6 separate regions of the Homo sapiens genome follow, and all the other regions are linked to region 2. A link is a contact called in ENCODE Hi-C data. All regions are on one chromosome and are shown on one strand. Each heading gives the region's core, a stretch centred on a gene start or an enhancer-like site at or near the end of the contact. The rest is flanking DNA. Distances are from core to core; before and after follow the strand shown. Region 1 holds the start of PPM1K (protein phosphatase, Mg2+/Mn2+ dependent 1K). Region 2 holds the start of PDLIM5 (PDZ and LIM domain 5). Region 3 holds the start of CENPE (centromere protein E). Region 4 overlaps DAPP1 (dual adaptor of phosphotyrosine and 3-phosphoinositides 1). Region 5 has its middle 96 kb from the start of DDIT4L-AS1. Region 6 holds the start of C4orf17 (chromosome 4 open reading frame 17).

Region 1 (3,355 bases), core at 528-3,027, 6.2 Mb before region 2:
ATAGATATCTTTTAAGACACGTTAGTAAATATGCATACAAGCCACAGACTATATCCCAAACCTGTAACTTTATAATGCCTTTAAGAACTTTCCTTCACAGTCTATTATGTCACCAGCCACTCTCCTCTCTTCTTTCCTCGTCTCTAAGGATTGCAGTCAAGGAATTTGCCTGGGTGATCAGTAGTAATGACTAAGGTTGCAAGAAAAAATTATTAGCGAGAACTCACTACTCAAATATTGTAACTAAGGTATTTTATCAGACACACACACACGCACGTGCTGCTCTTCTTCCTGCCACAGCTGCCTAACCAGAACACCACAAACCATGGCTGTTTTTCTTTTTCTTTCTGAGACAGGGTCTTGCTCTGTCGCCCAGGCTGGAGTGCAGTGGTGCGATCTCGGCTCACTGCAGCCTCGACCACTCAGGATCAAGAGATCCTCCCACCTCAGCCTCCGGGGCTGGGACCACAGGCACATGCCACCACGCCCGGGTAATTTTTGTATGTTTTGTAGAGCCGAGGTTTCGATGTGTTGCCCAGGCTGGTCTCGAACTCCTGGGCTCAAGCCCGCTTTGGCCTTCCAAAGTGCTGTGATCACAGGCGTGAGCCATTGCTACCGGTCTCATTGCTCTTTTTCATCGTCATTGTAATCTGTCACTTTAGTCGCTCATTCTGAAACCGAAGGACAGCCTCATTCCTCCGCCCTGACGGAAAGAACCGATGAGGCCTTGCTGCACGTTAGCAGTGGGAGGCTCAGAAAAGCCCGTGGAGCTTTTGAGACTGCAAATTCCCTGGCTATTTCCACCTGGAGCCTCTTTGTCACATCCGGTGAATTCCCTCATCTACAGAAAGCGGCTGCTGAAAAAGACATCACCAGCTACAACGCCTTGAGTACTACAGCGCTCCCTGCGCAAAGTAAAACCCAAGTCTTCGGATCAAAACCAGCCGGGGCTGTGCATCCTTCACGATGCCGGACCTCCTGAAAAGCTCACCTGGGTACAGCTCAGGATCCTGGCCTCGGCTCGCTGGCCCTGACAGGCGGGTGGTCAGGGTGACACACGGTGGGAAGAACACACGCCCGCCTGCCTGCGAAGCCTCGCAAATAGCTGGGCTCCCTCGGCACCTTCTGCCGCCAGGTCTCCGCCTCCCAACCTCCCTCTGGGCGTACCGAGCCCGTTGTCGCCACGTTTCCCTCGCCCGGGAGGCAACGCGGCACCCACCCCGCAGCATCCTCGCTTCCGGGGCCTCGGGCAAGGGTCTCCAGTCCCAGCCCACCCACCCTGCCCGCCTCGCGCCGCGCTGGCCCTCCAGCCTGCGGCCACATTCAAGGCCGAGCGCAGTCTGGGCTGGAAACCCGCCGCCCGGGGCGCAGGCAGCCCAGCTGGGCCCCGCCTCACCCCGACGAGCTGCTCACGACCTCCAAAGGGAAGAAAGCGACGCTCTGAGAACTCCGAGAGGCCGCCGGCCAAGCGCCGACTCGGGGGGCGGGGGAACGGAAACCGACGTCTCCCCTTCGACCTCCCGGGAAACCCTTCTCCGTTTACTCTCCATTCCGCGACCGCCAATAAAGAACAGCATACATGGTTAGCAGAAATAAATGAATTGCACTCTCTAGGCTCTTACCTCTGGATGGCTACGTCCCTGAAAAATGTTTTAATTAGCTAACGGAGGACGGGGGAGGAGCTTTCTTGGTCGGTAAATAAGAGTGCCTTCTCCGTCGTCTCGGATCTCCGAAGCAAGCAGTCAAAGCGGCCACTGCCTTGCCTGCTGGAAATTCTCGAAAATTTTTCTCCCGCAGTTGACCAGATGGAGAGGGAGAAGTCTGTTCCCGCTGACTGACAGCAGATCCGGCCAGTCCGCACTCGGCGAGACGGCTGGCCGGCCGCCCGGGCCCTCGATCGCAGCCAGTCACAGATGCCGATGGGAACGAGCCTCCCCGCGGCTGCTATTTGACTTCGCAGGCTTCCAGCTGCGCGGCGGAGCGACGTCACCCTGTGCCAGTGGTGGCTCGCGGCGGCGCCCCGCCCTCCCGAGGTTAGCTCCCCAGCCAAAGAGGGGGCGCGCTTGCGCGGTGGGTGGGGCCGCGAGACTTGGTACCTAGCCAGCGGGCGGAGCGCGGAGGGGGTTTCGCTTCGGGCTAAGGGACTGTAGTTGTGACAGCCAGGAAACCGAGAACGGAATGCCAATACTGCTTAGGCTTAGAGTTTGAAAGGCATCTGATTTCACTGCCATGTCTTTGAACAGCAGTGCACAGTGCAGTCTTCTTCGTGGCTGAACAGGTATCTTGTGATCTTTAGGGAATGTCTATTAATTCATTAAACAAGTATTTCTGTGTTTATTGAAGGACGTCTTGTATGCTATACATTTGCTAGGCACTGGGGATACGCCCCTAACACAGCTAGACACGATAGCTGCCCTCATAGAATTTTCAGTCTAACAAAGAAGAGGGAGAAAACCAACAAGTAAGCAAGCACATAGAATAGTAATTAATCATGTCAAGGAAAGAAATAGGCATGGTGTGGACACTGGAGGATAACTTCAGATAAGATTGTTATATGAGAACTTTATAAGATGGCATTTAAACCATCAGTCATTCAGCCATGGAACCAATAAAATGATGAATTGTTTTGGGCAGAGGGGACAGCAGACAAAGGTCTCTCGGTGAGACAGCCCGGCGTTTTGGAAGAACAGAAAGAAAGCCAAAGTGTCTCCAGCATATTGAGGGAGGGAAAGAACAGCATGATGTGAGAGAGATGAGGCAGACAGGGGCTTGGAGTTGGCATTACATTTTAAATTTAATGGGCTTCTATTGAGGCATTCGAAAAAAAGAAGTGAAAGGGTCTGGGTTTAGACTTTACATCACTTTGGTTAGTGTGCAAAGAACAGTTAAAATAAGCTATTGGGAAACTGATTAGGAGATGATGACAGATGAAATTTAAGGTGGAAGATGACTTTGATTAAACTATGACAATATCACTGAAGGGAGAGAAGAGCAGAGAGATTAGAGATTTTAAAGATAAATAATTAACTTGATTTGGCATTTTAGTTATTCTAGGCCAGGGACAACTGTTTTGAATCCAGTGCATTTAATAACCAGGTTAGAGAGTGACTCTCATATTGACGGCTCACAAATTATAGTAATAACCTTGAGTAATATTATGTTGAGTTGATGTCTTTTCATAGACTTCCTGGATTTTTTTTTCTTTTGTCTTTCTTTCTTTTTTTTTTTTTTTTTTTTTTTTTTTTGAGACAGGGTTTTACTCCTGCCCAGGCTGGAGTGCAGTGGCGCTATCTGAGCTCACTGAAACCTCTGCTTCCCAGGCTCAAGTGATCCTCCCACTTCAGCCTCCCAAGTA
Region 2 (3,427 bases), core at 422-2,921:
TAGCTGGGATAACAGGCATGCGCCACCACACCCGGCTAATTTTTGTATTTTTAGTAGAGACGGGGTTTCGCCATGTTGGCCAGGCTGATCTTGAACTACTGACCTCAGGTGACCCACCCGCTTCAGCCTCCCAAAGTGCTGGGATTATAGGCGTGAGCCGTCGCGCCCGGCCATAATCATGTATCATTTAACAAAACATAAAATATGATGATTTCAGCATATAATCAATATAAAAATTATTGAGGCATTTTACATTATTTTTTCATACCAAGTCGTCGAAATCCAGTGTGCATTTTACACTTCCAACGCATTTCAATTTGGGCATTATATTTTCAACTTTAGTCCTTAAATGTAGTGCTTAAAAGAAATGTTAACGACCTGGCGCGGTGGCTCATGCCCGTAATCCCAGCACTTTGCGGGGCCGAGGCGGGTTGGTCACCTGAGGTCAGGAGTTCGAGATCAGGCTGGCCAACATGGTGAAACCCCATCTCTACTAAAAATACAAAAAATTAGCCGGGCGTGGTGGCGCACGCCTGTAATCCCAGCTACTCAGGAGGCTGAGGCAGGGGAATCGCTTGAACCCGGGAGGTGGAGGTTGCAGTGAGCCGAGATTGCACCACTGATCCCAGCCTGGGAGACAGAGCAAGAATCCGTCTCAAAGAAAAAAAAAGTAAAGAAATGTTATCCTGCTTCAGTTTTAAATGTTAAATTATTTAAAATTACGTAAAACAAAAAATTCATGGTCTCAGTTACAGTAGCCACATTTCAACTGTTCGATAGCCACATGTGGCCAGTGGCTACCGTTAGGGAAAGAGCAGCTTTGGATCTTCGCCTTTGGAATTTTGCTTGCACTTCTGGGGGCCGGGGAGCTCACGGACCTCATGAAGTTCATCCTTGCTTTATATGCTCCTTGGTTAAGAATTGTCCTTTTCACGTTTTATAAGCCAATTCACAGTGTAACAGTCTAGTTACTTTCCGTATGTTCAGTGAACATTATTCACGTTTTCTTATGAATAAATTCCTCGGGCGTATCAAGCAACCCTATAGAAGGCTGGAAAGTGGACTATTGATTTGGATTTAGAAAAATAAACTGAAGATACAGTGGTTGAATCACTTTTGGCCGCTTTTATGTATCACTGTCTTCTGGTGTGATGGACAGGGTTAACTTCTGTTAGGGTTACTGGTTTTCACCTTCCTGACAGGTAAACTTCTGGGTCTGCACTTTTCAGAGCATGTAAAGCTCTTTCAAAAAAAAAAACGCAGGCAGTAACCGCTGAACTTGCATAGATAGAGATTTATCCAAAGTACCCTTCTATTTTTAGGCAGAGCAACTGCTTGCCAATTTAAATTTCTGGAGAGAAAAATGCACCCACTACAAAACGGACGAGCGGAGGGTTAGACCTTTGCCAGGTAGCGCTCAAAATCCGCTAAGACTACTCCCACCGAAACTCGGTAGCGCAGTTGTCTTTCCGCAGCTGCTTCAGCCAGCCCCAGCAAGCCCGAGCGCCCGGCGCCGCCGCCACCTTCCCCGCCCCTGCGCGGCGCGGCTGGGACTGGCCCAGAGGCGTGGCCGGGAGCGGAGGGGCGTGTCCTGGGTCGGGGGTGGGGCGAGGGAGAGCCAGGAGGCGGAAGTTCCCGCGGGCGGTGGGGACGGCGCCCTCACCGCGAGTCACTTGTCAGCCCTTGTCTGAGGCGGAGGCAGCCCCGCGCCGCGCCGGACCCGAGGTGAGTGGCGGCCGGCCGGCGATGCGCCTCTCGGATCTCCGGTGGGAGAAGGGAAAGAACCGGCCGCTGTGCGCCGAACGCGAGAAGGGAAGCCCGGTTGGGGACGAGGAGGGGGCGCTCCTCGGGCAGGGATGGCTCCTCAGGTGCTTTCTGGGCGCGGAGCGGCGGAGGTGGGAGAGCAGCTTGGGAAAAGGAGCGCCCGGAAAAGGGCAGCGCTGGAGTCCGCATGAGGCCAGAGGGCGAGCCCTGGGGTCCCCGCAGCCCGGGCCGACCGGGACCAGCGTAGCGGAGACGGGGACGCGGGAGGGCGCCCGGAGGTGGCGAGGGCCGGCAGGGACGGGCACTGCCGCTCCCACCCACCCGGCTGCCGGCGTCGCCCGGCACCACCGTGGTGTGGTGTCTGAGTGCCCAGTCCTGCGCCAGTCTCTTGGAGGGTAGGAAGCGGGACTCAAAGGAAAAGGCGCGTTAGTTTTTCTTTGCTCCCAGGCTACTGAGAAGCATTTATTTCTCCCCCAGATATTTACAGTTTTGTGTAACCTGTTTGGGGAAAACTTCTGCGCGTCCAGAAATAAAGCTCGTTTAAGAAACACATTTGTCATGAACACGAGATTTGTTAACACTTGAGTACTTGTTGGGGCTTTTGTAAGACTGTGCCTTCGGTGCGTTTTACAATAAGTGGAAAAAGGAAGGGCGTGTGGACAGGGCAGAGCTTGGAAGGAAAATTCGTGGCGGCGCTGGGCAGGGCAGATTTAGGGTGTGATCGCCAGATCCTATCCCAAGTCCGCCTTCCTGACGGGGAGGACGTCTGAACCCGCCTGCCACGGAAACGGCCCGTTCGGTAGCCTTATTTGGCCAACAAGGCTAGGCGCGAATCCCTCCTGGAAAACTGTCCTGTCGGCTGCTTTCATCCTGTGCCTGTGGCTTTAGTTCTTCAGCTCTACCTACATTCTCTCTCCATTGCGGGGAAAGAGAATCTCAAGATATTTCTCTTTAATTTCAGGCCTTTTTTTTTGTCACTCTGTGTAGTTCATCTTGAGTTCTCCTTTCTCCCCTCTCACCCACTAATGAAGCTGAGATACAAGTGTGGGAAATACCAAGCTTCCTTCCCTAGTACTAGAGCAAAGACATTGTTTAGACTTTCCCTAAAAGAAAATCCATAACTCTACAGAAATTCCAACCTTTTCGACGTGTTTGAAAGAGTATGCTGCTATTTCCTGCCTGCTTGGTATTTGAGGAAGGGCTTGGGCACTAATAACCAGATGGAGGAGTCTTGGAAAGGCCAATAAAAATATTGCCATTGCTTGGGGCAGAGACTGTTTTAAGGCAGATGAATTCCAAATGAAGCTAGCAGAAGAAGCATCTAGAAATGAACGGACAGTGACTAGAAATGAAATGACACTGGTTTTGTAGTGTGGCTGTGACCTTGCCAGTGCTAGGAATTTTAATAACAAATGAGAGAAGTTAGGAAGGGAATCCCCAAGTAAAGGGAAGTTGCAAGTACATGGGTTGATAATCTAAATGAAATACATTTTCTTGTAGGGAAGAATGGGGCCAGAGGAAGTTGAGCCCAACTTTCATATTATTCCCCAGACACAAGTTAAAGATTAATAAAGGAGGGCAGGCTGCCTGTGAAATATCAGTTGGCTTTACACGATTCTGATTTGTATCGTGTCAATATCAGGACAGTCCTTCTATTAGTTTT
Region 3 (3,214 bases), core at 599-3,098, 8.7 Mb after region 2:
AGAGGCAATAAGGTATAGTGTTTGCACATGGGGGTCTGGAATCTACCTAGATGCAAATTAGATAACTGTGATTATAACTGTTTTAAATGCCAATTGGTTACCTTACTTAAATACATGATGGATAAACAATTTTGTTTCCAGTGAAGCAGTTTATAGAAGGCTTAGTCTAATCTTTAGTGACAAATCTAATATTATTGATAAGCCTTTTGTACTTTTAATAGCAAAAGGATAACAAGGTAACTTTTGATGCTATTATAAGCTTACCAAAATTGAAGGATTTACTTCCATCAACTTGATAAATGACATTATTGTCAGTTTTCCAGTAAACTTGGGCAGTTTCTCCAAGTGATTCTTCTCTAAAAGAATAAAAACACCGCATTTTAACCAGTCATAAAAGTCATGTCATAGGAGGAATAATTGAAAAGATTTCACCTGCTAAAGAATATTTTGAAAGATAGTAACATAAGAGAATGACAGAAAGTCCATCTTTGAGGATTCAACTCTTAAATGGAGCTTCAGTGACCTTCTGCCGCCTCAAAAGTGTTTTCTTGTGAAGGCTTTCATTCTCACCCTCTCCCCCAGTACTGGTAAACAAAGGGATGGATTCAAAATGCAACTCTGATTATGTCTGTCTTGCTTAAAATTCTTAAAACCTTTTGGAAACTTATGAAATCCTCAGCAGGGCACGAGTCCTAGATCATGTCATTTCTCTCTTCCATTTTCCTCTGAATTCCTAGATACATCCTAAGCTCTACCTGAAGGTCTTCCCCAAATGACAGATGTAACCTCTCTGTGCCTGGAATACTCTGACTTCCCTTTCCATTAAGTAACATAGGGATTATTTCACTCATGAAAAGCGTCAAGACTTTTCTGACACCAGTTCACCCCACGGGAAGCTTTCGTCTCTGATGGGCTAATAACTCCTCTAGCAAACATTCTCTACCTGCCCATCATAACACTTGTCAAAAGGTATCCTAATGGTTTCTTTATGTAGCCGTTTAAGGCATTAGATAATGAGCTCCTCAAAAATAGGAAATTCCTGATCTTGGTATTTGCATTTATTAAACCCCGTGTTCAATAAAAATTTCTCACACACACAAAGTGTTAGCATTTCGGGTCGAGGGCCAGAAGCTAGTGAAGCAAACCGATTTCATTTATTCCTCTTCCTGCTTTTTCTCCCTAGCACTTATTACCTACATATCACCACTTAACATCCTACATTTTCAACTTTACTTTCTGTCTCGTCCCATTAGAATGGAAGAGCCACTGGGCAATGACGGGAGTGTCTGTGTTGTACAAAGTCACTAAAAAAAAATTGATAAATATTTGTAGAATGATCTTGAGTGACGATTGAATGTAATGTGACAAGACAGACTAGCCCTTGTCTTCAGAGGGTCTGGAGACAGCAGTTAGGTGTAAAATGACTAACTGTGATGAGGGCCAGGAAGGCACGGTCCCATACGACTTCTCTAGGCGGGGAATGGGGCAGGGAGGAGCAGATGCCGCAAGGCAGAGCAGCACAGAAGGGAAGGTCTGTATGTCAGCGAGACTGAGTTAAATTTAAGTGAATCTCGCAGCTGGAAAGTATCTTCTAGATCTCCGATCCTCCCCTGTCACTTTACAGACCCTGAAACGATGGCCAGCAGCCGAGTCACTAGACAGCAGAGCCGGGAAGCAGCGGCTCCTGGAAACATCGTAGGCCTCGCCCCTCCGGCTCAGGGCGGCGCCGCAGGCCCAGCGGGCACCGGGCCGTGGTGTGGCCCCCCTACCTGCTGTTCAGCGGCCGCACTCGCACGCAGACGGCCACGGCTCCTTCCTCCGCCATCCTATCAGGCTGAACTGGTCCCAGGAAAATGGCCAGGACCCTCCGCGGCCGGCACTTCAGGGCTCACAGGCCGCCCCGCCTTTAAATTTAAAATTTCCCAAACGCCGCATCTGATTGAGCCGTGGCCTCGTGACGTCATGGGCCATTCCACGTGCGGAGCAGCGCGGGGGACGCAAGGCGGGCGGCGTGACCACTGCTAAACAGGAGAGGGGATTTAAAGGGCCCAGCAGAGAGTCGGAGGAGAGGGCCGAAGGGAGGGGCTCCCAGGAGTGGGCAGAGAGTGGTGGTCCTGGAATACCAGAATACTATTATCTGCCAAAAGCTAGCGAACGTCATCCTCCACCCCATCCTTAAAAAGTTTGGAACCTGTAGACGAAACTAGGTAGAGATACATGTATTTTTCACTACCCAAACAGAATTGCCGTCTTTTAAAGAAACTGCACCAACAGTTTAAAATAAACTTTCAACAGCAAGAGTTGAAATTCGCTGTCCAGTCCAGAAACGTGACAAGCCTGTTGTGCGCCTTAGAAAATCTGAGTTTAGGCTTTTCTCCTGTTTCTCTCTCTCTGTAACTCGTTTCCATTAGCTGTGGCTTCCTCAGAGGTTGAATTAGGGAAAATAAATACCGAGGACTGAAAAACTCATTGAGTAATGGGTTGATACTTTTTTTTTCTTCTTTTTTTTGGAAACGGAGTCTCGCTCTGTCACCCCAGGCTGGAGTGCAGTGGTGCTTATCTCTGCTCATTGCAGCCTCCACCTCCTGCATTCAAGTGATTCTCCTGCCTCAGCCTCCCCAGTAGCTGGGATTACAAGGTGCCCGCCACCACGCCCAGGTAATTTTTGTATTTTTAGTAGAGACGGGGCTTCGCCATGTTGGCAAGGCTGGTCTCAAAGTCCTGACCTCAGGTGATCCACTTGCCTCGGTCTCCAAAAGTGCTGGGATTAAAGGCGTGAGCCACCGCTCCTGGCCTGGTTTGTTACTTTTATTAACTAAGAGGGAAAGCTATTCTAAATACAGTGATTTTTTCCCAAAAATAATGCTTATTTTCCCTTTCTTCTCTCTCTCTCTTTTTTTTTTTTTTTTTTTTTTAAATAAACATGAGTTCTTGCTTTGTCACCTAGGCTAGAGTGCAGTAGGCTGAACACAGCTCACTGCAGGCTCAACTCCTGGCCTCAGCCCAAGTGGGGTTCCCACCTTAACCTCCTGAGTAGCTTGGATTACAGGCACATCACAAGCCCAGATAATTTTTAAATTTTTTTGTAGAGACGGGGTGGTGGGGGGATTAGGGTAGGGAGTGGGGTCTCACAGTGTTGCCTAGGCAGGTCTTGAACTCCTAGGCTCAAGCAATCCTCCTTGCCTTGGCCTCCCAAAGTGCTGGGATTACAAGC
Region 4 (3,158 bases), core at 448-2,947, 5.4 Mb after region 2:
GTAGGAGGATAATGCCCCCACAGGACGTCCACATGTCTCCCTGGACCTGTGAATATATTGTTACATGGCAAGAGGGAATTAAGTTTGCAGATGGAATTAAGGCAGCTGATCAAATAACTTTGGGGTGGGGAGATTATCCTAGATGGTCTAAGTAAGACCACTGTAATTGACAGGGTCCTCATAAGTAGTAGGGAGCCAGAAGGGAGAGAACCAGAAAGATGGCAGCAGGAGAAGGATCTGACTGGCTGTTACTGGCTTTGAAGACAGAGGAAAATGGCCACAAGTCAAGACATGAGGGCACCTCTGAAAGCTGGAAAATGCAAAGGAATGAATCCTCCCTAGAGCCTCCACTAGGAAAGCAGCCTTGCCAGTTTTAGACTAGTGAGACCCATTTCGAACTTCTGACTTCCAGAATTGTAAGATGATAAATCTGAGTTGTTTTAAGCTGTTATGTTTGTGGCAATTTGCTACAATAGCAATAAAAAATTAGGCCAGGCACAGTGGCTCACGCCTGTAATCCCAACACTTTGGGAGGCCGAGGCGGGTGGATCACCTGAGGTCACGAGTTCGAGACCAGTCTGGCCAACATGACGAAACCCCGTCTCTACTGAAAATACGAAAATTGGCCCGGTGTGGTGGTGGATGCCTGTATTCCCAGCTACTTGGGAGGCAGAGGCAGGAGAATCGCTTGAACCTGGGAGGCAGACGTTGCAGTGAGCTGAGATCGTGACATTGCACTCCAGCCTGGGTGACAGAGCAAGACTCCGCCTCAAAAAAAAAAAATTAACACAGGTATTATTATGTGAAGTGTGTGCCTGGTCGTATCAACTAAGTACATCTTTCTGGAGTGTCATTTAAAGCATTATTTTCATATTAAGTATTAAATATATGAAGTAGAATGAAAATTAAGCATCAACTTTGAAGATAAAGTATAAGAGTTCAAAATGTATCTAATTTGGGAGCTGCTTTGATCCCTAGGCTTCAGTTCCCCTCTCCTCTTCTGTAAGGTGAAAGTGTTTGAGAGGCACCAATTTAACTATAGTTAATCACAAGTAGTGATTACTAGACTACCACCATTTTTATTCCTAGCAGAATGTTGCGTCTAGGTCTTTTTTAAGATTTCAAAATCCATGTCCCCAAAGATGCAATCATTCAAATTTTATTTAAGGATTTAAAAATATTCTGTCAAAGAATAATAATATCTAATATGTTATCATTCTCCCACAAACATTTATTTGGTGCCTTCTGAAGGAAGCATAATTATTCTCACTAGTAAGGAGCAGAAGCTTGTAATGGTTGTCCAAGGCCGATAAGTACTGAATGGCGGTAGTGACAATTGAACCCTGTTCCTCTGCCTGTGCATCCAGTGCTCTTTCCAAGGGTCCAGAGTGACTATGAAGCACATCACTGGGAGTGTTTCTTAGGGTTGGGAGCCAGCGCTGAATTTACCATGCATCTACAATGTGAGCACTGTGTTCACAGAGCCCCTGAGCCTGCACAGCAGCTACTCTTGATATAGGTACTGCTGCTTTCATTCTGACTGTAAAACTGTAGCCGGCCCCTTCTCCTCATATGACTGGATCTGTTCTTATGGGAAGATCACATTGACAAAAGAGAGCACAATGTGCAAGAATGGGACGGTTCTGATAATGGCAAAATCTGTTTTTCATTGTGATCCCAATGCTGCAATGCCAATGAGAGACAGAAAGAGGAAGGGCCAGAGGCTTTCATTCTTCTCTGAGGTCGAGATCAGACACCCTCTTCTGGCTTTTCTCAACAGCTTTTCATTTTACAGCAGCACCTTATCTGGGCCCAAGTATCAAAAGCCACAGTTCTGTTTTTGCAGTCAGACATTGTATGTATTCAAGTATCATAGACAGGTTTTGTTTTGTGTAGTTTTTTTTTTTTTTTTTTTTTTTTGAGACAGAGTCTCACTCTGTCACTCAGGCTGGAGTGCAGTGGTGCGATCTCGGCTCACCGCAACCCCCGCCTCCCGGGTTCAAGCAATTTCCCTGCCTCAGCCTCCCGAGTAGCTGAGACTACAGGTGCCTGCCACCACGCTCGGCTAATTTATTTTTGTTTTTATTTTGTATTTTAGTAGAGATGGGGTTTCACTATGTTGGCCAGGATGCTCTCGATCTCCTGACCTCATGATCCACCCACCTCAGCCTTCCAAAGTGCTGGGATTACAGATGTGAGCCACTGTGCCCGGCCTGTTTTGTGTAGATTTATCATTAACATTAGGGTGTTTTTTAACCACAGAGGAGACATTTTTCTTTTTCATTTTCTCACTCTTACTCTAATTCAGGTTCTATACTCTCCAGATCTTTCAAATCTTTTCAAAGACGCCCTTCCTGATGACCCTTGTAAAATATCACCCTCTCCCAACCCTACCTTTTCTATTCTCTATCCCTTTACCATGCCCTATTCATTTTTTCCATAACACTTCTCACACATAAAATATTTTTTAAATTTTTTTTCTGTCTCCTCTACCTAGAACATAAGCTCGATAAGAGCATTTAAACTCCTTTGTGTGCTATTGCATTCCCAGTACCTAGACAAGTGCCTGGCAGAGTGCAAAGCTCTGTAAATATTCGTTGAATGAATTGCTGAATTCTTTACATCTCTTCCATGTCTGGTACAATCTTAGGCTTGCTATAGAAAAGACCCTAGTAAAATTAAAAGCAAGAAACCATAGCAAGAAGAAAAAAAATCCCCTTAAGTTGCCTCTTTTTGTAGTTAGTTTCTAGTTTCTGATTGACTGATTGATTGAGGGAAGGATTTCAAGAAGGAAATGTCAGAAACATAGACTCAGAACTGCTCTGAGCCCTTGGAACAAAGTTCCCCAGCCCCCCATGCCTGGACCCCCTGGGCTGAGCCCTTTTTCTGCCTGGAGGCTCCCCTCTCCAGATGGAAGGGGAAGGAGGCAATCACTTGTGAGCACCAGCTTGTTCAGGTCATGTTCACTTAGTAATGCAAAGACTTTGCTTGGTTACTTTCATTAATTGGGTAGTATCAGAGAGTAGGGAGAATGCTCACTTTTTTGAAATCCACTAATTTGTTACACGTTTATTCGGAAACTGATTGATAGGAAATAAGGGCAATGGAATGGATCTTCCTCTACCCTAGTGCTTTTGTTTAGTCTTGTTCTCATGGCT
Region 5 (2,987 bases), core at 197-2,696, 5.6 Mb after region 2:
TTGTTATAGAAGAATTTTAGACAAATTCGTTTAACAGACTTTATTTGATCAAAGAACAACTCGTGAATTGAGCAATACTCAGAACCGGAAGAGGTTTTAAGAGCTCCACCCAGCAGTGTAAGCAGTAAGCTTTTATAGGATGAACACAGAAGAAAAATAGAAAAAAAATCATCTGATTGGCTTCGGCTAGGCATTTGCCTTTTTGGGCCACGGCGTGTTGAGGCATCTGCCTTATTTGAGCATGATCTGATCAGTTGGCTCCCTGTGATTGGCTTGATGGTCAGCTGTTTGTGATTGGTTGAAACTTGGCTACTCGCAAGAAGAAAATATACTCCTAAGTTAGGTTTTGGCTTGTTTATGTACTAGATTAGGTTGTGGTTTGTTATGTAGGACCTCAAAATATGAGACAGTCCCAGGCCAATGGTCTCCTGCTTATTTAATTTAACAACACAAGATTGCAAATTTCTGAAGGTGGGTCCTTAATAGCTATGCCTAGTGTGCTGTCTCTAGGCTACGCTGAAGCTTCTGGTACCTCATCTGTTAGTGGATGTTAAGTGTGGTGTTGCACTCTCTTCTTTAATTGCCGAAAGAGGAGTTAGCTTTGGGCCTCATCATTGCGAGGAAAGAACTGAGGCTTGGAGGGCTGAATTGAAGATTAATCTGAATGACTAACACTATGTTGTTTCCAAAATCACCCCCTGTTCCACTTTGAAACAAACTTGTGTTTTCTCAGTTTCTCCCCGAAAGGAAAAGTTTCTCACCAGGAGTGTCGTGGTGCTTTGTGTATATAAATCCTTGCTGGGTCCATATCTATTCTCCACACATGCCTGGAGTCGAGGCTGAATCATTTATTATTTATTCCCCAGCATGATATAGCTTTATTGCTTATGTTCACTGGGGTTTGGGAAATAAAGACTCAGGAAGCAGAAACACACCAGCTACAAGAGTCTGACATTTGTTTATGAGCAGGACAGCCTTGACTTATTATTCTACTTCTTCTCTTGCGTCTCCGGGAACAGATCTAAGAAGTGGGACCTTGTATGCAGTCACTGAGACAGCTGTTCCCATGAAAATCAGGGCTCATGGAGGACATGCAAATGCTTCTCTGTCAGTCTTCAGCCTGCTTGCTCTGCCTTCTGCTTTCCTGGTGAGGATTAAAAGAGGATTTCAGAGCTCTCCTTCAATTTGATGCCATCATTTTGATGTCTATGCCACCCGTAACTCCAATTTCTAAACTTGAGAGCTGTACAGGCCTGTTACAAAGTGGTTACCTTTTAACCACTAACTTCCGAGAAAAAACTTGGATCACTGAGGAGAGAACGAAGACAAATACAATTGAAGCCCCAGGTAGTTTTCCTGAGGCCTCATGATTTCTTTTGGCAGAGAAACCTATGATAGCTGGTGGCCACTAGGGGTCCCCAGAAGGCTTTTTTAATGAACAAGAGGCACCCGCGCTCCTCACCCCTCCCTTTCCTTCCCACAAATGCCAGGGGTAAAAACAACTTTAAGCTCTGACGTCAGCCAGCCAGGGGAGCCACCCTGTTGTGCCCATAGGTATAGCTAAGCTTCTGAGAACTGGGGCCTGGTGCTTTCCCTGGCAGCCCAATTTTCAGCTTAAATCATTGCCTTAATGTTATTTTAATGTGCTTGGGGTCCCTGGGGGACAGAGTGGGTGGCAGGGGAACAGCATTTAATTTCCTTTGGAGTTTGGAATGTGCCTGACACTTCTTAAGTACTTGAGTGAATATGAGAGTCTGTAATCCTTGCAAGAGCAAGCAACTTTGGGGGCCTTCTTATTTGGCAAGCTTCAAGACAAAGTTAAATTTTTGCTAGGAGAGAGGGAAAAAAGGAAATAAACATGTATTAAAAGTCTGATATATGCCATGGGCTTTACATTTATTATATTATTAAATCTCAAAAATAACCTCATCCAGTTGGAATTATTGTTCTAAATGCTAATATTAGGAAGGAGACATTCAGATTAAACAATTTGCCTACTGTTTACAGCTGATAAATGACCCAGGTAAGACCACAGCACTGGTCAATTAGGATCCGCAATCCAGGCTATGCTCTCAGTATCCTTCAGCCTTCTGGTTTTACTGTGAGGGCTCTCACAAAGGAATCTACTCATTGTTTTACCTGAAGCTTTTAAAGTACATAACCAAATCCAAACCTATAAAGGTGAAATAGCACTTTTCTAGATAATAAAATTAAAGCCTGAATGTAATCAAGCAAATGCTTATTAGGGATATTTTGTCCACCAGGTGCTATGTCTAATGCAGGTTCTGTTGAGGGCCTCATGTGCTTAATTCAGAGTAAAAACAAACAAACAAACAAAAAACACTAATGTTAGGGCAAATGTATTATTTTGACCAGAATGACATAGATTGGCTGTGTCCACATCAACTAAATAAAGTGAGCAATTATCTGATGAATTGCTGCTGAAGAGAAACACTTGATTCTTTACCACATTACCAAAAGGGTAGATTGACAAATAAAGAAGAATGTATCAGGCTTGAAGGTTGGCCAAAAATTGCCAGTCAATACTCTGGAAGTTTAGCAACAGGGAAATATCATAAGGGTTTATTTGAATCAGCCCTGTCACAGTGCCCAACCCAGTGCCTGGTGTAGTGTAGGCTCTCCGTGAAGGCAGAATCAACGTTGAATGATGTTTTTAAAAATGTTTATAGGCCCACTGTGAACATCCCAGTCTCCCTTCAGCTGAAGTCACTTTATGTTGACTCAAAACAATCTGCCCTCCAAACGAAAGTGTAAAATAAGAAACCAAGGCTTAGACGCTTCAAACACCAAAGCACCCTCTTCTTATATTCCTCCTAATTGTTAGTAGAGTAAGGTGTTTGGCTATTATTAGTCTCCCAGTGCTTACGTATTTGCTGGAAATATGCCTCATCCTCATGTATTACACCTTCTGCATAATCTAGTTTTATCATGTAGAAATTCCAAGGATTTATGAAGGTGAAATGACT
Region 6 (3,265 bases), core at 701-3,200, 5.1 Mb after region 2:
GGTGATAGATGTCCCCTTCTTCCTTTGTCCTAACATGGCCAGCTCATGCAAGGAGACAGAGAGGGCTCTGGTGTTTCTTCCTTTTCATGTAAGAACACCAGTCCTATAAGATTAGGGTCCAACCCTTATAATCTTATTTAAACTTAATCATCTCCTTGAGGGCCCCATCTGTAAATACAGTCACATTGGGGGTTAGAGATTAAGATACGAATTTGTTGGGGGACACAACTCAGTCCATAACAATTTTCAAAATATCTGTGGGCAATGAAAAACCTGTGGATTTCCTGCTTATCATGACCCCAGATAAGTTTAAAAATCACTAATTACCATTCATAAATATATGCACATATTCCAAAAAAACTTTCCATCTGTTTTCTTTGCTAAAATAATAGAGTATCCAAGGCAACAAGGATACCTGTGCTACCCTGAGCAGTGCAGCAGAGCAACCTCTGTCTTTTTGATTCTGACAAAATTAATGCAAACAAGCCAGTTGTATCATTTTTTTCCTAGTAATGAGACAGGAAAATTCCCCATGGGGCTTCATAAATGGAAAATAACATAGTTACATAGCCAAGTACATGTTTATCTCTAGTGACCCTCTCTAAGGGAAAGCACAGCACACAGAGTGTAGACTTCTCCTACCCAGAGTTAGGTATTAATGTCAGGATCTGTGGTTGAGATTGCTTTTTATAACCCGATTTATACTTTCTCCCTCTCTTGTTAGAGCCCCTGTTTTAGAATGGGGTGTCAATGTGCCCTGTTAAGAAACTACATTTTCTATCCTTTCTTGTAGCTATAAATCATCAATGCAACATAGATTATTGTCTGAGACTCATGAGAAGGCTCTTACAAAGAGAGCAGATAGCTAGCATGTGCCCTTGTCAGCCCTTACCTCCCCAACCTTCCTCTTGTTTCCTGCTTGGAGTACAGATTTGATATGTGCAAATATAGCAGCCATCTTGGATGACTGGAACTTCAGGAACCATCTTGAACAAGGGATAATTTCAAAAATGGAAGCCTAATATTAAGAAAGATGGACCTAAAACATAGATGAAGCCAAGGTCCATAATGATGCTTCATAAAGCTTCCATACCAACCCTAGATGGTTGAACTCTTCCATGTGAGGAAGAAATACACATCTATCTTACTTAGAACACTATTTCTGATCTCTGTTATTAGCTGTGTAATAAAGTTTCTCAACTGATACAAAGTGAAAACTAAAAATCTCAGAATACAAAAATTACCTTAGAAAGTCAATTAGATCTCCCATAAAATTCCCCATAAACTACAGTAAAACAGGGAGGCATAAGGCATAAGAATGGGTTATAGGCAAAGGCAATTAAACCTTTAATTCTTGGGCCAGTCAAGAAAACAGACAAATTAGGCTCTATCCTTGCATTGTTTTAAGCTAGTATTTGCCTTTCAGAAATTGTCTATATTGCTCTTAGAGATTGTAATTCAGAAATTCAAAATCATGTGTATTCTGAAAAGTCTTGTGAAGCACCGCATGTACATGTGTGTGTGTTTCTCTATGACTTCTAATTAACATTTCAATATTTTTTCATGGCTATTGAACATGTCATCAGCACAGACATCCTGACTACCAAAGCAGTATATTCCATTCACAACTATTAGAAACTCCTTAAAAGCATGTATACCTTCTCCCCGTTGGTTTTGGATTAAGCTATATTTGGTTATATCATAATTGTTCTTTAAGCAGAATTGTGGGAAAAATTATAAATTTGATTTATATTGCTCTCTGTTTTATTTTTCTTCTTTTTCTTTCTCTTGCATTGGATTTAACTCTATTATATGTCCAAAATTGAGGAAAGCCATTTGTGGCCACATGGTTTTGTCAAGTGGGTAACTGGAGGTCTGAGAAGAATAGTGGGTGAGAGGTTCTAGAACTTAGATTTTTCTAAGGAATGTTACCACGTTGCTAAGCTATGTAACATATCTTAACAACCAGGGAGCCACACAGGCTCCTTGGAGTAAGAGTGTGAGAAACTGGATGAAGACAGCTGTATTCTTTTGGAAGCGTTCGAGATTGGTCTGTCTCTACCAACTAAAAACTTCTAGCTTAAGTGCAGAGATTTAAGGAGATCAACAAAAACTCAGTCTAGACATATTATGAGGCTGGGAGGGTATCAACAGACTTGAGTTCTTGTCAGCAAGATCACCTGCTTTTAATATTGTCCTCAGGTATAATTTTAAATTCATCATTACAATAATGTTCTAAAATTTTAGGTATGATTTAGTTAATAGTCCTCAAGTTCATTCTTTTTTCAAGAGTATGTGAAAGCCAAATAAGTCTGTTTTAAGAAAATGAAATACACATTGTTTTCTTGTTGACTTTTTTTTTTTCAAAATTTAAAGTGTATCACTACCCTTTAATCTAAGAGAATTGATGTGGGACAGACACATACAGAATAACTGAATAATATCAGCTAACATTTAAGTCAATTTCATCAGGTAATAGACAAACAGACTGAAATCTAGGCAATAAAACAATTAATCTGTGGTCACTTTGCTGGTTAATGGCAAATCTGGGACCATGAATCCTATCTTTAAATTTCTGGTTTAATGTCTTTTTCACTCTCCAAATTGTCTGCTGTACTCTTTTCCCCTCAATACAAGTAAAAAGCAAATTTACTGGCTTAATTGTACAAAAGGTCCCACACCAAAAGAATGAGTAAGTCTAAAGTGTGATTTAAACAAAGAGATTAGAACTAGCTCCTCACTGTGATATTCATAAACAGCAATAAGAAAATATACTTTTTATTGCTAGATAGATATTTTCTGCATTTAATGTCTACATATATTTTACCCAACCTAGGATAATTTTAGTATTTATATATATCAAACTGAAGTTCCTGAAAACCAGATATTCTGTGGCAACAAGTCTGGGAATTTATACACCATACAGTCTAAGTATATAGCATGAAACACTTAAACATAGATTGCTTTGTTCTAAAAAGGTAGTCAACGATCTAAAAGCATCCATCCCAACAAAATCCTGAGATCAATTTCTAGAACATGAACATTTTTTGACACTGCAAATTATTCTAACCCAAAAAGTCTCTGCCATGGTTATAAATAAAATGTGTATTTCCCAATTCTGCTACGATGAATAAGATTTTCATGTAAGATAGAAAAAATACAACAAGCACCAGAAAATCATCCTTCTTAGATTTCAAAAGCATACTATTTTCAAGAAAATTTAAATAACGACTTTCTATGTTCTTAATCCAGAAATGTTCTTTCT

Evidence for each region. A loop is a pair of places that touch in the nucleus more often than their neighbours do. Pooled maps may share reads with other maps.
Region 1: a map of CD4-positive, alpha-beta T cell shows a loop between it and region 2 (9-fold over the local background). The contact joins the promoter of PPM1K here to the promoter of PDLIM5 in region 2. A Hi-C loop is called at or near these places in 2 of 168 maps with a recorded cell type or tissue (CD4-positive, alpha-beta T cell and CD4-positive, alpha-beta memory T cell) and 6 of 50 pooled maps.
Region 3: a pooled map shows a loop between it and region 2 (4-fold over the local background). The contact joins the promoter of CENPE here to the promoter of PDLIM5 in region 2. A Hi-C loop is called at or near these places in 2 of 50 pooled maps.
Region 4: a pooled map shows a loop between it and region 2 (5-fold over the local background). The contact joins the enhancer-like site here to the promoter of PDLIM5 in region 2. A Hi-C loop is called at or near these places in 2 of 50 pooled maps.
Region 5: a pooled map shows a loop between it and region 2 (5-fold over the local background). The contact joins the enhancer-like site here to the promoter of PDLIM5 in region 2. A Hi-C loop is called at or near these places in 5 of 50 pooled maps.
Region 6: a pooled map shows a loop between it and region 2 (7-fold over the local background). The contact joins the promoter of C4orf17 here to the promoter of PDLIM5 in region 2. A Hi-C loop is called at or near these places in 4 of 50 pooled maps.

Annotation. Positions count from the first base shown.
Region 1 is chr4:88,282,784-88,286,138 of GRCh38, forward strand. It overlaps PPM1K (protein phosphatase, Mg2+/Mn2+ dependent 1K), which reads right to left and starts at 1,778. Exons shown (of 7, transcript NM_152542.5): 1 at 1,623-1,778. PPM1K-DT (PPM1K divergent transcript) reads left to right here and starts at 2,147. Exons shown (of 5, transcript NR_134238.1): 1 at 2,147-2,278. RefSeq lists enhancers at 1,561-1,620, 1,661-1,750, 1,663-2,186 and a silencer at 1,921-2,140.
Region 2 is chr4:94,450,271-94,453,697 of GRCh38, forward strand. PDLIM5 (PDZ and LIM domain 5) reads left to right here and starts at 1,672. Exons shown (of 13, transcript NM_006457.5): 1 at 1,672-1,725. RefSeq lists silencers at 1,322-1,741, 1,912-2,171.
Region 3 is chr4:103,196,495-103,199,708 of GRCh38, forward strand. It overlaps CENPE (centromere protein E), which reads right to left and starts at 1,849. Exons shown (of 49, transcript NM_001813.3): 1 at 1,770-1,849; 2 at 265-356. The coding sequence starts at 1,825. RefSeq lists an enhancer at 1,711-2,265.
Region 4 is chr4:99,849,639-99,852,796 of GRCh38, forward strand. All of the region lies in intron 3 of DAPP1 (dual adaptor of phosphotyrosine and 3-phosphoinositides 1), which reads left to right. Among named protein-coding and RNA genes, the nearest start is that of DAPP1, 34 kb to the left of the region's middle. Within about 2 kb of position 1,698, at least 2 of the 41 ENCODE cell types and tissues checked have a DNase peak (open chromatin) inside an H3K27ac peak, as active enhancers do.
Region 5 is chr4:100,092,170-100,095,156 of GRCh38, forward strand. No RefSeq gene overlaps it. Among named protein-coding and RNA genes, the nearest start is that of DDIT4L-AS1, 96 kb to the right of the region's middle. Within about 2 kb of position 1,447, at least 7 of the 41 ENCODE cell types and tissues checked have a DNase peak (open chromatin) inside an H3K27ac peak, as active enhancers do.
Region 6 is chr4:99,509,071-99,512,335 of GRCh38, forward strand. C4orf17 (chromosome 4 open reading frame 17) reads left to right here and starts at 1,951. Exons shown (of 9, transcript NM_032149.3): 1 at 1,951-2,202.